Regions from separate parts of the Homo sapiens genome. Here region 2 is linked to region 1. A link is a contact called in ENCODE Hi-C data. All regions are on one chromosome and are shown on one strand. Each heading gives the region's core, a stretch centred on a gene start or an enhancer-like site at or near the end of the contact. The rest is flanking DNA. Distances are from core to core; before and after follow the strand shown. Region 1 holds the start of MAP3K21 (mitogen-activated protein kinase kinase kinase 21). Region 2 holds the start of MTR (5-methyltetrahydrofolate-homocysteine methyltransferase).

Region 1 (4,073 bases), core at 798-3,297:
CTTGTTATTAACCCAAAAGTGCATTACGGTGCACACCAGTGCCTCTTGTCTGGAGAAAAGAAGCCATTGAACCAATAATAAAATCATATTTCACGTAGAGACACTTTTTTTTTTTTTGAGACAGAGTCTCACTCTATCTCCTAGGCTGGAGTGCAGTGGCGCGATCTTGGCTCACTGCAACTTCCGCCTCCCGGGTTCAAGTGATTCTCATGCCTCCGCCTCCCGAGTAGCTGGGATTACAGGCGCCTGCCACTACGCCGGGCTAATTTTTGTATTTTTAGTAGCGACAGGGTTTCGCCATGTTGGCCAGGCTGGTCTCAAACTCGTAACCTCAGGTGATCCGCCCACCTCGGCCTCCCAAAGTGCTGGGATTACAGGTATGAGCCACCGCGCCTGGCCCATAGAGAGACATTTGAATGAAAACAGTCTTTGGAAAAGGTAAGAGACATGAAGTCATATTTTGAATAGGCAAACAGCAACCTCAATACAGCACTTGTAAAGTTGACGTCCCCGAGTGCATTCGGGGACTTTGATGAAGGCCACCGGGTGAAGACGGTCATGGGTTCCATATAATCTGCAGAAGGCCTCGGTTTGCAAAGTCCTACCCAGATGAATCACCTCTGGTATTGAAAGGCCAGACTGCCCCCTGAGGTTTCTAGGAGATCCAGGTATTTTACAAATGTTTCCTCTACAAGCAAGTCTGGTCTGAACTTTTTTAAAAAGCACCCAAAGGCAAGTCAAGGTTAAGCGTGTCACCAGCCCCAAAGCAAGTAACCAAGGACTAGCTGGACTTCCGAGCCCTGAAGGCCTGGGCATGAGTTGCTGCTGGCGCCCTAAGGCTGACTCCCACCTCTTTCCATCTGGTACTATGTCCTGTGGAGCCCGCCTGGGCTGGCACGGAGGTAGTCTTCCCCCACCTCCCTCTGGCCCCACTTACTGTTGCTGGACTTGAGGTCCCGGTGCAGGATGGGCACGAAGGCCTCCTCATGCAGGTAGAGCATGCCCCGCGCTATCTGCACGGCCCAGTTGACCAGCACGTGCGGAGGGATGCGGCGCGCGCGGCGGGGGCCGGGCGCGCGCGGGTCCGGGGCGGCGTTGGCAGCGGCCAGCGCTCGGTTGAGCGCTCCGCCGCGGGCGAACTCCAGCACCAGGCAGAGGTGCGGCTGCTGCAGGCACACGCCGCGCAGCTCGATGATGTTGGGGTGCCGCAGCATGGCGAAGAGCCGAGCCTCGCGCCGCACGCTCTCGGCAGCCGCCGCCGCGTCCTGCTCCGGGTCCTGGCGCGCCGCCTTCACGGCCACCTCCTGGCCCTGCCAGGTGGCGCGGTACACCTGCCCGAAGCCCCCAGCGCCGATGAGCTCCTTCAGCTCCAGCCGCTCGAAGGCGACGTGTACCGGGGAGCTGGGCCGCGAGGGCGGCGGCGCGGGGCTGGCGGCCGGGCGGCAGGGAGCCACGTAGTTGGCGGGGAAGATGCCGAGGCGCCGCTGCACCTGGCCTGCCCACCAGCCCTCGTCGCCCGACACGGCGGCGTCCTGCGACAGCACCTCCACCAGCTGGCCGCGCCGCAGGCTCAGCTCGTCCTCGCCGCGAGCCTCGTAGTCATAGAGCGCGGCCCACAGCCCCGCGCCCGCCGAGGCCGAGCCGCCCGAGGAGGTGGACGACGAGGACGCTGAGCCGCCGGGGGCTCCCCCGGCCGAGGACACCGGGGTGTCGGTCGCTCCCGCGGCGCCCCGCAAAGCCATGGGGGCAGCTGCGCGGGGAAGGCGGAGCGGGAAGCTGGGCTCAGCCTCCCGGGCGGCCGCGGGCGCGCATCGTCCGGCGGTGTGGCCGTCGGCGCCGGGGGAAGGCGAGGGGGTAGGAATCGCGATCGGTGACGGCAGAGATCACGGGCTAGCTGCCCAAAGGGTCCAGCCTCGGCCCGCGTTCCTGGCCAGCCGCCTCTGCTGCCGCAGCGGTCCCCGAAGCCGCGGGCGACGTCCCACCATGGTCGTGCCCAGGCCCTGCGGCCGGCCCGCCCGCCGCGCGCTCCTTAGCCAGAGCCTGGGACGCCCCACCCCACCCTAGCCGCGCCAGGGCCGCCCCGCCCCCTCCGGCTCCATTCCGCACCGCCCCCCCACCCCCCCGGGCCCGCCCCTAGGCCAGTCCCCAGGGCCTTCCCGCCCCTCCCCCAGCCGCCCCGCCCTCTCCAGGTTCATTCCGCCCTCCTTGACCCGTCCCGGGCGCCCAGTCTGCGCCCGCCCTATGGGACCGCCTTCCTAGGTTCGCCCCACCCTTCCCCACCAACTGCACCATCCCGCCCCGCCCTCGCCAGGTTCACTTCCCTTTTCTGTGCCAGTCCCCAGAGCCTCGTCCCGCCCCTGGCGCCCGGGCCCGTCCCCCACCACCTTGGGCCGGGCCCGCCCCCTGGGCCCGCCTGGCTGGTCCCACCCCGCCCCCGCCGCAGGTGCTCCGGAGCAATGGTGAGCCGCGCCCACATGGTCTGGGAGGCGGGATCGGCCGTCATCCGCTATAAATTTTCGGGAGAGTTTAAATTAAGCCAAAGGTAAGACTGAGGGAGGGGACGCTTCTCCAAGAAGCGGTGGGAGAGGGTTGAGAAGATGTGGGGCTTTAGGGTGTGGCGGGGAGAGAGAGAGTTGCAGTTCAGGGAGAGTGACAGAATCTCAGAACGGGCTACAGAAGAAATTGTAGCGCGGTGCCAGACCTGGGCCAGTGCGAGTGGCAAGTCACCATGCTAAGTGCGTTTGAGCCACCGTGCATCTCAGAACTGACTAGGTTACAGATCGCAGCGCAGAGTGACCCGTGGTCGGTATAGTCCCAGAAGCTCCATGATGGTAAATCCTTTGCTTATTTTTACTGTCTACTCAGATGGAAAATGCCCCAGTCTCCCTGGAAACCCACAGGTTTGGGTTTAGGAAGCATTGGCAATGGCTGGGTGCCAGACGTTGGTAGGTTACTGTGGCAGGTGATGAGGCTAAAAAGATAGAAGAGCTTAGTTATTAAAATTCTAAAATATTAGATTATCCTGTAGTAGGCCAGAATTTCCTAACGTGTGGATCCTGTACTTCCAATAACAGAAGGGACAATTTTAGATATTATGAGGATAGGACATACAGTAACATTCTGAGTTACATAAAGATAAATTTATTGTCTTTTCAGTTTTCTTTGTCTCTCAGATCAAACTATTTATTGGCTGTGTGACCTTGAGCAAGTTTCTTTATTTCTCTATGACTCAGTTTTCTCATCTATAAAATGGGAATATAATAAATAGTACCTACTTTATAGGGTTTTTAGGAAGACTAAATGAGTTAATAGTTTTACAGTGGGTCTTCTGCATCCACAGAATCAACCAACAGCTGGTCAAAAATGTTTTTTAAAAACCCAAAAAATAACAATACAAATAATACAAATAAAATACAGCATAACAACTATTTACAGAGCATTTACATTATATTAGGTATTATAAGTAATCTAACTATTTAAAGTATGGGCATACTTTGGAGATACTGCAAGCATGGTTCCAGATCACTGCAATAAAGCAAGTGACATGAATTTTTTGATTTCCCAGTGCATATATATACAAGTTATGTTTCCAGTATACTGTAGCGTATAAAGTGTGCAATAGCATTGTGTCTAAAGAATGTTTATACCTTAATTTTAAGTACTTTATAGGTAAAATGTGCTAATGATCATCTGAACCTTCAGCAAGTCATAATCTTTTAGCTGGCAGAGGTCTTGCCTCTATGTTGATAGCTGCTGACTGATCAAGGCAGTGGTTGCTAAAAGTTGGAGTGGCTATGGCAAATTCTTAAGGCAACTATGAAGTTTGTCACATGGATTGACTTTACCTTTCACGAAAGACTTCTCTGTAGCATGGGAAGCTGTTTGATACCATTTTAACAACAATAGAACTACTTTCAAAATTGGAGTGATCCTTCTCCCACCCTGCTGCTATTTTACCAACCGAGTTTGTGATATTCAAAATCCTTTTTGTCGTTTCAAAATGTTCATAGCATCTCCTCTGGGAGTAGATTCCATCTCAAGAAACTACTTTTTTTGCCTCTCCATAAGAAGCA
Region 2 (4,073 bases), core at 538-3,037, 3.5 Mb before region 1:
AGGGGACTAGGCAAGATTCAAACATTCAACAATTTTCCTTTCAGTTTATTTTTTTTTTTTAAATCACTCACTATTCACAGTATTTTAAGTCTTCAGTGGCATTTTGCTCCTGATAATGACACCTAAATTCAGATGAAAGGGAAATAACTTTACTTGTTTAAATTAAATGGGAAGGGGGAGGCCAGAAATCATGAGTAAAAGATGTTTTCCAAATAAATATGATCTCCCTATGATCATTTATTCAATAAGATATAAATCTCTTATAGGGAGGTTTACATTTATTAATTAAATATTAAATATAAATAAGATGTAACCTCATTACATCTTATTTAATATATTAAATAACATATAAACCTCTCATAGGGAGGTTTATATCTTATTTAATAACAGCAGTGATGTGTTTCTCAGCCACAGTTCCACTAGTTTCAAGAACAATTATATCAGTCCCGTTATCAGAACCCAAGAATCAAGAGAGTCACCGGTTAACCTCTGATAAATTTCCTTGTGCGTTACGAATTTAGTATTCCCCCTCTTCCTGAAGCTAAACATCCCCACTATGTGATAGGATATTTACTGTTTTGTACTTATCACTAATTCTCGTTTCTACATCTCCTCACCCGTTTTTACGGGTGTATTTGTCCTCAAATTATAATCAGGCATGACCTTAGAGATCTAGAGCTCGTTATAAAGCTAACATTACGTTCAGTTCTCGTGCTAAACTAGCTTTTTCTCACTGTTGATCCCAGGGCCACCAACATCAGAATCGCTTGAAATTACTACCTCCCATTTCGGTATCTGGAGGTGGGGTCTGCTCATCTATTTTAACATAGTGAGTCTATGCATATTGCAGTTTTGCAGCAGCGTGCGTAGAAGCAGAAAATAAAAAGTTCCATGTAGTAGTTTTAAATAGTTCTCTGAGTTTCCTCGTCTGTCTCTCCGCGCCTGAACTTTCTTTCGCAGTAGGTGCGCAATACATATTTACGAATAAGCGTCACACCATGCAAAAAAAAAAACTTCCAGAGGGCCCAGCTGGTTTATGCTGCGTGGAACTGGAAAGTTTAGTTACTGTGACGTTAAGAATGTGTTTCGGGGGCGAGGGGAGGACGCTTTTTGCAGGTTTTGATGGCTTGCCTGGGGAGAAAGAGGTGAAGGTCGGACAAAGAGTGGAGCAAAACACGTAGCCCTCCGGGCTCCTGCGCTAAGTTCTAAAGGTGCCGCCCACACGCGGGGAAACACCGCCGGGCGTCTCCCGCCGCAGAAGGGAATCGCCCCAGGGATTAGGAGGCCACAGCACGAGTTAAGAAACACAACCCAACCACGCAGACGGGGTCGCAGCGTTACCGGGTTGCGACAGGTCTTGGAGCGCGGGTGACATGTTGTCGAGTCTCCTCCTTGCGCAGAGGGCGCGGCAGAGAAGACGTGCTCTCCACAGGTGACGACGGCCAAGGGCCACGCCAGCCAGCGCCAGGCGAGCCTGCCACACAAGGCCCGGGTCTTTTGACGCCTCCCGTTGGCTCGCGTCGCGGGGGGACTGCGGACCCCGAAAGCCCGCAGCGCCCTAGGGCCTCTCTCGGGGCTGGGCGCGGCAACTGCTGGAGCACGTGCTTTCTTCCCGGGTACCCGGCCAGTCCTTGGTGTCGGCCTAGCAGCCAGACACGCGCGGCCAGAGGCGGAGTCGCGGGACGGCACGGAAAAGGACCCAAGAGAAAACCGGCAGAGGAGGACGACGTGACATCCGGCTCTGAGCCCCGCAGACATTTAGAACCTTTCAGAGCGCGGTTAGTTCTGCGCTCAATCTATCCTCGGCGTGGGAGGTCCCGCCCCTTCCGGCCTGTGATTGGTCTGCCCGAGCTCCTCGCAGCCGCATTGGCTGTCAATATCAACCAATCACCTGCTGTTTAGCCCCGGGGCTCTCTGGGAGATGTAGTCCCGCTCCCCAGTTTCCCGCGGGAGCTTTTCGCGTCTCTGTGTGCCCAGGATCCGGAAGTGTAAGCCTAAGTGGCCCCTCTAAGGAAAAGTCACAGCGCCAAGTTCGTGCTGATCTCGACACGCTGTGTGGTGTCGAGCCTGAAATTTTAGTTCCGTTTTGCTGTTGACTTGCGCTGGGCAAGACAGTTAACCTCTCAGTCTCCACACTCTACAAACAAGAATGATAGGATGGTAGTAATTAGAATTTTTTAGGGTTGTAGTAGGCGTTAAATGAGATCGTTTGACCGCGCTATGAAAACTCTGAATTACCATATGGGGGTGTTAATTGTAACTTATTGACAGTAAACATATATTGAGCACCTACTATGTGTCAGGCATTGGGGCACACACTTGGAATGCAAAATCAGACAAGCTACATCGCACCCTCACGTCCTTGGAGGAGGAACTCACAACCTAGTTAGATTAATAATTGAACAGGGAAAAAAGAACCACATACATTTTAAAAGAGCTAGAGTATTCAAAGGGGCCAGGGAAAGGTTTCAAAGAAGAATCTGGGTCCTGAAGGAAGAGTGGTACCAGGTAAGGTTGTTCCAGTCAGGAGAAGCTCCCTGTGTACAACACAGCACTTTAGGGAATTCTAAAATAAAGGGCAGCTCTGTAAGGCCGAGCATGGTAGATGTGAGAAAAAGCAAATTCATCTAGAAAAATCTCTGTAAGGCTGAGCATGGTAGATGTAAGGAAAAGCAAATGCATCCAGAAAAATAAAAACTATAACCAAATTATGACATTTACTAAGCTTTAAAAAAGGCACAAATTTGCATGCCATTCTCATTTTATTGTATGTAATTATACCTCAATTTTGAAGATTTGAAAAATTATTATAATGCGTATCACATTCTTACCAAGACCATCTTACCAAAGATGGTCTTACTTGGAAGGTGGGGGGAATGGAGTAGGTGAGAGAGAATGCAACAAAGAAGGGAGGGAGGAATGAGATGGCCCTAAATAGCCAAAAATCTTAAGATTATAAGGGCTAGGGTGAGAGTAGGTGAGGGATAAACGACTACACATTGGGTGCAGTGTCCACTGCCTAGGTGATGGGTGCACCAAACTCTCAAATCACCACTAAAGAACTTATTCATGTAACCAAACACCACCTGCTCCCCAAAAACCTATTGAAATAAATAAGTTAAAAAAAAAGAAGAAGAAAAGGAGGAAAGAAAAAAAAGCAAGGTCTTCTATGCTGAACTTATTAAATTATTTATCCAGGCTTGATAAATCATGATGGTTTTCTCATATTTATTATTATGTTTATTCATTTCTCAACTCCTGAGTTTTTATCTGCAAAAAAAGAAGTAGTGAAATTTAACTGTGTAAAGATGCACCTGTCTAAAAAAAAAAAAAAAAGATTATAAGGGCTAGTTGTTTGTTTGTTTGAGACGGAGTCTCACTCTGTCGCACAGTCTGGAGCGCACTGGCACGATCTTGGCTCAGCTCACTGCAACCTCCGCCTCCCGGGTTGAAGCTAGTTTTTTAATTATCATGTATCCCTCAAAGTTTGTTGACGTGTTTCTTGAAAAATGATCTTTCAGGCACCTAGTCGGCAACTGTCCCCCATTCACATTCTCTTACTGGAAATTCCAGGAGTTGTGTGCCAGTCCCTGTTTGATGCAAGTCATCAAAGTTTACTCTCTCAGCTAAAACTGACCAAATTCTGTATTTCTTAAAGTCGTAAAAGAGTAACAAATAAGATTAGAGGAATACATAGTGCCTAAAGGGGCAGTGAATTTCTAGTACAAAAACGCGATTTACAGTTCCAAGAATACTGTATGGGTTGCAATGTGTCCCCCTCAAAGATATGTTGAAGCCCTAACTTCCAGTGCTTCAGAATATGACCCTATTTGGGCCGGGTGCAGTGGCTCACACCCGCAATCCCAGCACTTTGGGAGGCCGAGACTGGTGGATCGCTTGAGGCCAGGAGTTCGAGACCAGCCTGGGCAATATGGTGAAACCCCATCTCTGCTAAAAATACAAAAATTAACCAGGCGTGGTGGCTCACATCTGTAATCCCAGCACTTTGGGAGGCTGAGGTGGGCGGATCACCTGAGGTCGGGTGTTCGAGACCAGCCTGCCCAACATGGAGA

Evidence for each region. A loop is a pair of places that touch in the nucleus more often than their neighbours do. Pooled maps may share reads with other maps.
Region 2: a map of naive thymus-derived CD4-positive, alpha-beta T cell shows a loop between it and region 1 (18-fold over the local background). The contact joins the promoter of MTR here to the promoter of MAP3K21 in region 1. A Hi-C loop is called at or near these places in 2 of 168 maps with a recorded cell type or tissue (CD4-positive, alpha-beta memory T cell and naive thymus-derived CD4-positive, alpha-beta T cell) and 11 of 50 pooled maps.

What each region holds. Positions count from the first base shown.
Region 1 is chr1:233,325,698-233,329,770 of GRCh38, reverse strand. MAP3K21 (mitogen-activated protein kinase kinase kinase 21) reads right to left here and starts at 2,047. Exons shown (of 10, transcript NM_032435.3): 1 at 938-2,047. The coding sequence starts at 1,742. It also overlaps a transcript of PCNX2 not described here. RefSeq lists silencers at 1,404-1,603, 1,793-1,944, 1,744-2,043, 2,234-2,533.
Region 2 is chr1:236,793,006-236,797,078 of GRCh38, reverse strand. It overlaps MTR (5-methyltetrahydrofolate-homocysteine methyltransferase), which reads right to left and starts at 1,787. Exons shown (of 33, transcript NM_000254.3): 1 at 1,342-1,787. The coding sequence starts at 1,375. RefSeq lists enhancers at 1,182-1,371, 1,472-1,761.